Linked DNA regions of Homo sapiens: region 2 is linked to region 1. Evidence: chromatin loops called from intact Hi-C (ENCODE). Cell type or tissue: endothelial cell of umbilical vein. All regions are shown on one strand. Each heading gives the region's core, and the rest is flanking DNA. Links, peaks and the distances in the headings are about the cores only.

Region 1 (5,379 bases), core at 273-5,272:
TCTAATTGCCACTTCAAATGCCCTTGAATGCCATGTATTGCTTCTCAGGGAAGTGGGTAATAACGAAACCGAACCAGTGTTTCTCCTGATTTTAGTTCTACTATCTTTTGTATCTGGTTCACAGCGAGGGTAGGGGCATTATCTTCAGCCCACACTCTACGAATTTTACTAGGCACCCATACAGCTCATCTAGCCCCAGCTTTGACAACCCTTCTGCATACAGCCTCCATTCTTCCACCTGTGGGACATCAAGAGTTAACACCATATATTCAGGATGGTGGCAGGCTTAAAGTTATGGCCCCTTAGGCCCCTACTTCCACCTCTCCCTCATCACCCTCTGGACATTCATTCTTCCAGTGTCCTTTCTTCTTGCACCCCACACACTGGTCCCTATCTAGTGCTGCCTGATCCTCGGGTCTTTGCCTGATTTGACCTCTTCCTTGTCCGCACCTACATCCACTTCGTCTTGGGACATTCGCCCCCCTTTCCATAAGTGCTGCCACCAGCAAATTGGCCTTTTCCCTGAGTCTCCTCCTCACAGTTAGTGTACACCTTGGTGGCCACTTCTAAAACCTGAGTGACATTCATGCCAGTGAAACACTCTAGCTTTTGCAGCTTTCGCCTGATGTCTCCCTGGGTTTGCCCTACAAACACTGCGTTTACCATGCACTGGTTCTCAGTAGCCTCAGGGTCAAATGGACTGCAAAGCTGGAAGGCCTCATAGAGTCTCTCATAAAACTGGCTACAGCTTTCATCTGCTCTCTGAAGCACCTCTGAAATGTTTCCCATATTGAATGCCTTTTTCTCTCCTTTTCTCAAAACTTGCAGGAGTGCCTCTTGGTACCTCTGCAGTTGCTGTAGTTGGGCTTCCTTGTTTGGGTCCCAGTGCGGGTCTGCTTCTGGGAACTGGCCCTGTGCATATGCCAGGACATTAAGGGTGCCTTCCAGTGCATTGTTTTCTAGCCACTGGTGGGCTACCTAGGTCACCCTTCAGCATTCCTTGGTGTTGAACAGCATCAGGAAAAGCTGTTTGCAGTCTGGCCAAGTTGGATTGTGTGTCTCAAAAATAGACTGCATCAGATTTTGTGAGAGCTTGGGGCTTCTCCATGTAGGAGGGAGTATGGTGTTTCCAGTTTAGGAGATCAATAGTTGAAAAAGGGTGATAAATGAAAGTTGGTTGCCCACCCTTGGACCTGGCCCTGTTCATCATAATACATGGGTCCCCAAGTTTCTCAGAGAGGCATCTGCAAAGCTCTTGCAGCCAGATTAAAGGCGGCCTGCTTGATCATTTTGACCTTCCTCCTTGACCTCCTGGGGCAAGGGCTCAGATTTCACACTTTGGGGTTAGCCTGAGGTGTATCATCATCTGAGTCTGGCTGCTATTGGGCCAGGCTTGGTAAAGGTGGATAGATTGGTGCATAGGGGAGAGGGGTTTCTATTTCCGCTGGTGGTTCCTGCAAAACTGGTTTTTCTTGTGGTTTTTCCTTTCTGTTTGTAGCTGACAGTAAAGCTGAATTCTCTTTCACTTTTGGCTCAGCTCGAGCTACCAGTGTTCTGCAATAAGCTGCCAGGCAGGGCTCTAGCCATACAGGTCGAGTTTGAATTATATTCAGCCGTGAGTCAATATAAGGAAATTGGCCTGGAAGTCCAGGCTGTCCTCCGACCTCAGTCACCACCTTAAATACACAGCCAATTATTTCCCCATCTATAGTTCCTTCGGCCGGCCATCCAATACTGAAAGAGGACCACTCTATTTCACAGACAGTTCTCAACCTCTGGGGGTCAACTTGATCCCATAATCCCCCACATAATCTTTCTTAAAGTTGTTTAACATGCATTCTAATGGGGTGGGTTTCAACAACTTCCCTCCCATTTCCTCCCATTTACAGCACAATTCACTCACTGTTTTACTTTCACTTCAGACCGATTAGACTGTCTCCCTCACAGGAGTATTTCAGACACTGCTAAGCTTTAAAGGAGGGTTTGAGTCCCAAACCCAGACCACCACAATCACTAAACTGTGGGGCACCTCCCTAGCATACAGTCTATGCTAAGAGACCTGTGGCTCCACACACACCATTCCCCACGTTGGTTCCTTTTGGAATCGTCTGTTTCACACACATTCACACACCTCCCCACTCCCGGTTTCGTTTCTTAACTGACTTAGCAAGCCACTTTTGTGTCCTGGGTTGGTTGGGGTGTAGGTTTCTTCCAAATTTGCGAGCCACTCTTGCATCCTGGGTCATATTACTAGGTATACCCTGGGAGGTGATGAGGCTCCCCTTCTGTCATGGGACAGGTCTTGCCTCGGGCCCAAACCTTACCGAGGTCCTGTAGCACACTGTTCCTTGAATCATCCTGTAGCCCCTTAGGTTCTGTTGTGCTGTCAGAGAGCGGCACCAGGTTGCGGGAGAGCTGATCTCCCCTCGGGTTGAAGTTGTCCTGATAGCATGCCTGGAGTCACGGGTCTCCCCCAGGCTGGGGCCCCAGACCCACAGGCAAAGGAGACAGCAAACCTGTCGTCTTCACTCCTGGCTGGCTCACCAAAATGTGGCTGGAATCAGGAGACCGGAGAGACCAATGAGGGGAACAGGACGATTGTATTTAGGTGGCCACCAGCTCAGCAGATTAATACCCAGAGGCTGAGCAATGAGCAAAGAAAGGGCTTGACTTTTATTCATGTGACCAAAGGGTGTTGGCCTGTGGTGCAAAACTTGTGGGGTGGGGAAAGCAAGCTTACAGAAGCAGAACAAACGCAGTTAAACTGTGACAGGTCTTGTAACTCAGGCATGTCTTGTGACCTTTGCCATCCTGCACAGATGGGAAAAACAGGACCTTACAAAATCCTTGCAAACTTGCAGAAATAGTTACAAAAATAGTTATACAAGCAGAACAAAGAATGATGGCATGGGTAGAGAATTTCAGGAAGACACTGATAAGAACTTGTTTCTCTTGTCCCTGTTTTTGGAACCCATTTCTTCAGGGCCCCTACCTGGCCTTGCAGGTAATGTTATCACAGCTGTAGCTGGACTTTGGAGTGAGTCAGCCTGGTCAGGGAAGGACTTGTTTTTCTTTTTACTTGTTTTTCTTATATTTCCTGCTTCATGAGCAAGAAACAACAAGCTTTACCTTCACAGTAGAAGAGTCCAGCAGAACAAAGTTGGAAGCAGAGGGAGTGAATCTAAACCTATGGACAGATTCATCTTGGAAACCCTAAGTGAGGCTAAAGGTGAGTGTCTAGCTGATACCAGAAAGTCATTATGACTAATTCTAACTGTTGGAGTGCAAAAGTCAGTCTCAAAGCTAACAGCCAGTACTAGGAAACAGAAACAAAGTAACAAGAAACTCTTATAGCAGCAGAGTCCTCCTAAATAATTCCATTGCCTGGTATTTTTCATCATTAATCTACTTAGAAAGAAAATTGGGCCTTTTTAAATTATTATTATGATGAACTGCTCATAACATAAAATTTTCCACGATAATCATTTTTAAGTGTACAATTCAGTACTTTTAAATGCCTTCACATTGTTGATGTAACCTGTTTCTAGAACTTTATCTTGTAAAACAGAAATGCTATACCTATTAAAACAACTTCTCCCTATTTTCCCCTCCCCACAGTCCTGTCAACCATCATCTACATACTGTCTCCCTGAATTTGACTATTCCAGGGACTTCATATAGACAGAATCATGCTGTATTTGTTCTTTTATGTCTGGCTTATTTTACTTAACACTGTTTTTACTGTAAGTCCAGTTGTAGCATATGTCAGAATTGTATTCTATTTTAAGGCTGAATAACATTCCATTTTAAGTATATTTCATATTTTGTTTATCCGTTCATCTCTTAATGGAAATGTGAATTGTTTCCACCTTTTGCAGTTGTGCATACTCTTGCCATAAATATTTATGTCCAAATATCTGTGAGCCAGGCTTTCAATTATTTGGGGTATATATGTAATCTTGGAATTGCTGAATCATTTTCCACATCAGCTGCACCATTTTGTACTTTCACTAGCAATTCATAATATCCATTTTCTCCACATTTTTCCCAACACTTATTTGCTCTTAAAAGTAAGTATTAATTTGTATGAAATGGTATCTCGTTGTAGCTTTAATCTGCATTTCCCTAATGGACAATGATGTTGAGAATCTTTTCATGTGCTTATTGATGATTTGTATATCTTCTTTGGTGAGAAATGTCCATTCAAACCCTTAGCCTATTTTTAATTGGTTTTTCTTGTTGAGTTGTAGGAGTTATTTATATATTCTGGATATTAGTTTCTTATCAGATATATGATTGACAGATATTTTCCCTATTTGTGGATTGCCTTTTCACTCTGTTGGTAGTGTTTTTAGGTATTCAGAAGTTTCTAATTTTGTCCAGCTTACATATTTTTTATTTTGCTGGGTGTAGTGGCTTAAACCTGTAATCCCAGCACTTCGGGAGGTCAAGGTGGGCAGATGACCTGAGGTCGGGAGCTTGAGACTGGAGTCACCAACATGGAGAAACTCTGTCTTTACTAAAAAACAAAATTAGCTGGTCGTGGTGGCACATGCCTATAATCCCAGCTAATCCCAGATTCTCTCGAGGGAGGAGAATTGCTTGAACCCAGGAGGCAGAGGTTGCAGTGAGCCAAGATTGTGCTATTGCACGCCAGCCTGGGCAACAACAGCAAAACTCCATTTCAAAAAAAAGATATTCTGAAGTATTTTATTCTTTTGGATTCTATTTTAAATAGGATTATTTTCTTAATTTCCTTTTCAGATTATTCAGTGCCAATATATGAAAATATGACTTATTTGTATGTACTGAATGTCTAACAGTTTGTGTATTTTTTTGTGTAATCTTTATGTTTTCAACATAAAGGTTTACGTCATTAGCAAATTAAGATGATTTCATTAATCTTTTACAATTTAGATGCCTGTTATTTTTTCCTTGCCAATTGACCTGCCTTAAATTTCCAGTACGCTGTTAAATAGCAGCAATTTAGATAGGCACCTCTGGCACAGTGGCTCACACTGTAATCCCAGCACTTTCGGAGGCCAAGGCAGACGGATCACTTGAAGCCAGGAGTTCAAATTCAACTTTTCCTTTTTTGCAGAATTTCTGTGTACTATTTACCAATGATCTAAAACGCAACATATTGTAGTGTAAACCTAAAAAAACAAACACAGAGACTCTTTAAAAGAAAAGGTGTTTATTTGGAAAAGGAAAATTGCAAGCAATGCACAAGCTATAGTAAACTAGGTGCACATTCAGAGCAGTAAAGGAAGACAAAGGAGCTTTAAAGTAGTAAATGAGGAGGATTACATAACTGTTATGAAATAACTATCCCTGGCTACAAAGATCAGTAACACAGGTGTGTGGGTAAGTCAGAAA
Region 2 (5,379 bases), core at 197-5,196, 120 kb after region 1:
GCCCAACACCATGCCTGGCTAATTTTTGTATTTTTAGAAGAGATGGGGTTTCACCATCTTGGCCAGGCTGGTCTTGAACTCCTGACCTCATGATCCACCCACCTCAGCCTCCCGAAGTCTGGGATTACAGGTGTGAGCCACCGTGCCTGGCCTTTTTATACTTATTTTTAAACACACTGGAAACACTAAGATCATAACAGAGGAAATAATAAAATCAAGTATCTATAAACCACCACAGAGCCAGATTATTTTCACAAAAGGCAATGAAACTTAACCTTTTAAATATTAATATAAATTAGATACTTATACTAATGTAGCTGATGATAAATGATGACAGATCTTGGGGCAAAGAATTCATGGAAGGCTTCATAAGGAGGTAGATAGTAAGAAAAGAACAGAGGCCAAGCACAGTGGCTCATGCCTATAATCCCAGGATTTTGGGAGGTTGAGGTGGGAGGACTGCCAGGAGTCTGAGGCCAGCCTGGGTAATACAATGAGACCCTGTCTGTACAAAAAATAATTTTAGCCTGGCATGCTGGTTTCTGCCTGTGGTCCCATCTACTTGGGAGGCCAAGGTGGGAAGATTCCTTGAGCCTGGAAAATCAAGTTGGCAGCAAACTATGATGGCACAGCTGTATCACAGCCTAGGTGACAGAGATTCCATCCCTCCCTATTAAAATGAAGAAAAGAAAGAAAGGAAGAAAAAAGAAGGAAGGGAAGGAAGAGAGAAAGAAAAGAAAGAAAGAGGAAGAAAGGAAAGAAGGAAGGAGGGACGGAGGGAAGAAGGGAGGGAGGAAGGAAGGGAGATGGGAGAGGAGGGGAGGGGAGGAGAGCAGAGGGAAGGAAGAAAGAACAGGCAGAGAGCCAAGTGTGACTTGATTCTGGAATAATGAAAACATAGAAAAATTCAATGAGGGGCTTATATTGGGAAAAAACAGGAAAAAAAAAGGTTAGTTTGAATCAGGCTTTTTTATATGGGCCTGAAATACTAGGGAGAGGTGAGAAACTACTATAAATTATTGAGAATAGTATGAAGAAATTGCTAAGTCCTAATAAGGAAGGAGGAGTCTGGCTGGTGGGACAGAAGAAAGGCAGAAAAAGAAGGCAGATAAGCTATAAGTCTACCTTTCTTCATTGTTTCAGGATACACAGCCCTCCTGGACAAATAATCCAGTCTTTCTGCAGCTTTCTGCAGCTATGACCAGACCCTCAGCTGATAGAAAAATGCAAGTTAGCTCAGTGCAACTTTGGTTGTGGTGTTATCAATACTGCACAAAGCCCTCTGCAGTACACAACATAAACACTGTTCCAAAAAATTCTCAGCAAGCCTTTGTTTCCTTGCAGTAGGGTCTTTTTGCTGCCCTGCTTGTTGCATCCTTGCAACATAGTTCCATACTTTTCCTAATAAATCTGCCTTTCTTATAACTGTTTTGGTAAATTCTTCTTACTACCTGTGTGATACCAGCCCTAGACAGTAGCTGATAAGCAATGACATTTTGGGGGTCCATACAGGGACTCTCCTTACGGGGAACGCACTTGCCTTTCTCTTTCCCAACTCAGGATCCTCAGTGAACAGCACCTAAGCACAGAGACAAGTGAACATCTCTGGCTGAAACTACATTCCAGTGGGACTGAAAAATGTTCGTGTGGAAGCATCTGACCACCAATGACCATGCAGGTGAAGAACCTAAGATTATTTTGTGTTTTAAGTCTTGCAACAGCTGGCTTCCAGTATCCCTCTGGCAACTATAGTAACTGCCCTGTTTTCTGTTGTTGCATGAAGGCCAAAGTGTGAACAGAGCTGACTGCCTTGCCTAAAAAGGACTAAAACTCTATTCTATCTTTTGTAGTAGAAAGTCCCTAATCCCTACAAGGGATGTGACTGACAGCAGAAGCTCATTCAGAGTTGTTTTAGGTGACTCAGACTCTCTCTTTCTCATTCTGAATTCTCTTCTTGAGTAATTCAGCCATCCTGCTCTAGACGTTACTAAATCAGGTGATCTCAGACAACCTCCGAACAAGGAGTCTTCCCTCACCCGCTCCATCTGCTGGCCTAGCACAGATTGAGTACTCTGTGTACCCATTTTCCTCACCAATCACCCAGCATAAGGCTCCTGAGCAGCCAAGAGATCTTTTCCAATAGGAGGAATGCCCCTTTAGAAAATGTACCCAAGTCCCTCAGCAGACACAAGTGAAATGCTCTTCACCTCGGCAGGAAACCCAAAAAAAACAGCGGTTCATGAAAGCTCCTGAGCAGTGTGTTTTCCAGTCCCATGATGGGACAAAGCCTATCTATTCCTTCAGACTCACCTCTTGGCAATGTTCTAAAGCATTGTGATAAATTTGACTCCCAAACCCTCAAATAGAAATGTCTAATTTTCTTGTGTAATACAGCATTGTTCCTATGCAGAAAATCATTAAAGTAGTTTCTGTAGTGAGCCAGCAAAGGAATCGTGACCAACTCAGCATTCCACTGGAGGCTATATGATCAAACAGGAAACTGTTTATCACGAGTGCAGGATGTGGGCAAACTCACACTGCGCCTGCTGCCAAAAGGTTTGCTGAGGGCAGTCACTCCCTGGCACCAGTCTCCTTGAAGTTATCTGCTGGGAAATTTAGCACCTATTGTTTCAAGGATGCAGTCTCGCAAGCCAGCTGTAAACCAAATGGCTGACTGACAATTACCTGACAATCACCACCACCACCACCCCCACACTGGCCCCCACCGCTTTCTCATTATCTCTTTTACCTAATAAATTCAGAGGGCTGAAAAAGCTCTGGGCCCTTGTCCACTAGAGGCAAAGCGCCCCCAAACCCTTCTTCCAAATACACTCTTTTGTCTTTGTCTTTTATTCCCACGTTCATCCTCCTTTGTTCAGTCCCACAAGGTCCGTGCAGGTTACAAGTGGCGTCCGGACACAGGACTTCGAGGATGTAAATGAAGAAGGTCTGCTGGAGCAGAGGAACTGAAATTGACAAGGTGAAGGGGGACCCCAGGATAAATCTGCCAGCAGCAGATATAACATCAGTGCCCTAAAGAGGTACTGGGAGCAGTGCTTTAAAGAAATACTGGGAACGGGAAGTTTTCTGAATCAGGGTAACATGGGGCAGAATTTGTCTATTGAAGAAAAATATTATGTGCAGTTGCTTAAAGTTTTGTTGAAACAAACTGGTGCTCAAGTTAGTTCTCAGACATTAACATGCTGCAGGAGGTTATTAGGCGTAATTCATGGTTTCCACAGGCAGGCACTCTTGATACGGAAAATTGGGACAGAGCAGGAAAAGAATTAAAACAGGCCCATCAAAAAGGTCTTAAAGTTGATTCTTCTGTTTTTTCCACTTGGAGTTTAATTCATACTGTTCATCTATCAATATGTCCTTATTATTCTGCAGGACAGCATGCTGAGTCTAAAAATCTGAAAGCATCTGTTGTCCCACCCACAACATTGACTGAAAATTAAAAACAGAACAGGGAGGATACCTATACCACAGGGAGGATTGGCCTATACCCCCTTCTCCAATTGCAGAAACATCTGTACCACCTCCTTCAATAGCAGAAATAGAAACCCCAATATAAAGAATTTTATGCTCTGCTGCCACAGCTGGGGAGTCCTTAGGAGCTTATGCTTTTCCTATTTCCATAAGGCCTGATCCAAACAATCCATAGCAGGTTATTCATGAACACACTCCACTAGAGTTTAAGTTGTTGAAGGAATTAAAAAGCAAGTGTGGTAAATAATGGCGTACAGAGTCCATTCACTTTAGGATTACTAGAATCTGCGTTCGGTGCTATGCATCTTTTAGCCTTTGATGTAAAACACTTGGCACAAACTTACTTGTCTGCTAGCGCATATCTGACATGGAATTTAAATTGGCAAGACATGTGTGCAGACCAGGCTAGACAAAATAATGCTGCTGGACACGGAGACATTACAGAGGATATGCTGTTAGGTAATGGCCCTTATTCAGACCTGGAGTGACAAATGGCACTCCCACACTTTGTTTATCTGCAGTGTGCAAAGGCTGCTAAAAATGCCTGGGCCACAATTCCTAAAGGAGGAGTCCCAGTACAAGCCTTTTTACATATCATGCAAAGGTCACAGGAGCCCTATTTGCAATTTCTTGCAAGATTACAAGAGGCAGTGAAGCATCAGATTCCTCATACTGAGGGTGCAGAAGAGCTAACCTTAACTCTAGCTTTTGAGAATGCAAACACGGATTGTAAACATGCACTAGCACCAGCAAGGTGTACACAAAACTTGGGAAATTTTCTCAGAGCTTGTCAGGATGTAGGAACTGAGCTTCATTGATCTGCAATGTTAGCGCAAGCAATGGCTAATTTAGCAGTTGACAAATCTAAAAGGAGCCAAGGGTCAAACCCTAAAATGGGAAAATGTTATAATTGTGGAAAAATTGGACATTTTAAAAAGGAATGCTGCCAGTTCTCAGGACAGAAAGGACCTTACAATGCAGTGTCCCACCCAGTGGGAAAAAAAAACGCCAGGACTTTGTCCTCACTGTTAACAAAGGAAATCACCAGGCTAATCAGTGCCACTCAAGATTTAATCAGAATGGCACCCCGCTGTTGGGAAATGAGAGGGGGGCCTGGACCCCGGCCCCTCAAACAATGAGGGCATTCCCAGTTCAGACCTCAACCCCATTTCAGGCATGGGTTCCTGGAGGCACATTGATTCCCTCACCCCAGGAGCACCAGGAAGTGCAGGATTAGATCTACCCCTCAAGAGAAAGAATCACATTAGTTGTGGGAGAAAAACCCATCAAAGTTCCCACTGGTTTTTGGGGACCTTTACCAGCAGGATACATGGGACTAATTTTAGGGAAAAGCCGTCTTAACCTACAGGACATTAATGTAGTCCCAGGAGTTATTGACTCAGATGAAGGAGAAATTCAAGTAGTTTTTGTTTGTTTGTTTCTGAGACGGAGTCTCGCTCTGTTGCCCAGGCTGGAGTGTAGTGGCACAATCTCGGCTCACTGCAACCTCTGCCTCCTGGGTTCACACCATTCTCCTGCCTCAACCTCCTGAGTAGCTGAGACTACAGGCACTCGCCACCACGCCCGGCTAATTTTTTTGTAATTTTTAGTAAAGACTAAAAATTACACTGTGTTAGCCAGGATGGTCTCGATCTCCTGACCTTGTGATCCGCCCACCTCGGCTTCCCAAAGTGCTGGGATTACAGGTGTGAGCCACTGTGCCCAGCCCTTAATTTTTTAAAGTACATCTCACATAATATAAAATTATTTTAAAGTGTACAATTCAATGGAATTTAATATGCTTATGATGTTATACAATCATCACCTCACTCTAGTTCTTAAACATTTCTATCACCCAACAGGAAAGCTCTTATCTACTAAACAGTT

What was found. Hi-C counts contacts between places; a loop is a spot of excess contacts. Peaks named below come from ENCODE experiments on the same cell type or tissue, not always from the same donor. Only the 100,000 strongest peaks of a DNase experiment are listed, where the experiment ranks them.
Region 2: it touches region 1 in a loop (4-fold over the local background); 1 of 110 quality-filtered maps calls a loop at or near these places.

The regions. Positions count from the first base shown.
Region 1 is chrY:3,000,163-3,005,541 of GRCh38, reverse strand. ZFY-AS1 (ZFY antisense RNA 1) reads left to right here and starts at 2,916. Exons shown (of 3, transcript NR_144458.1): 1 at 2,916-3,229. LINC00278 (long intergenic non-protein coding RNA 278) reads right to left here and starts at 2,546. Exons shown (of 4, transcript NR_046502.1): 1 at 2,325-2,546. In endothelial cell of umbilical vein, for the core only: no CTCF peak of the experiment used is centred there; DNase peaks (open chromatin) are centred at 1,641, 1,901, 2,081 and 3,121; H3K4me3 peaks cover 818 bases; H3K27ac peaks cover 1,158 bases.
Region 2 is chrY:2,884,744-2,890,122 of GRCh38, reverse strand. No RefSeq gene overlaps it. Among named protein-coding and RNA genes, the nearest start is that of RPS4Y1, 46 kb to the right of the region's middle. In endothelial cell of umbilical vein, for the core only: no CTCF peak of the experiment used is centred there; a DNase peak (open chromatin) is centred at 2,502; H3K27ac peaks cover 1,753 bases.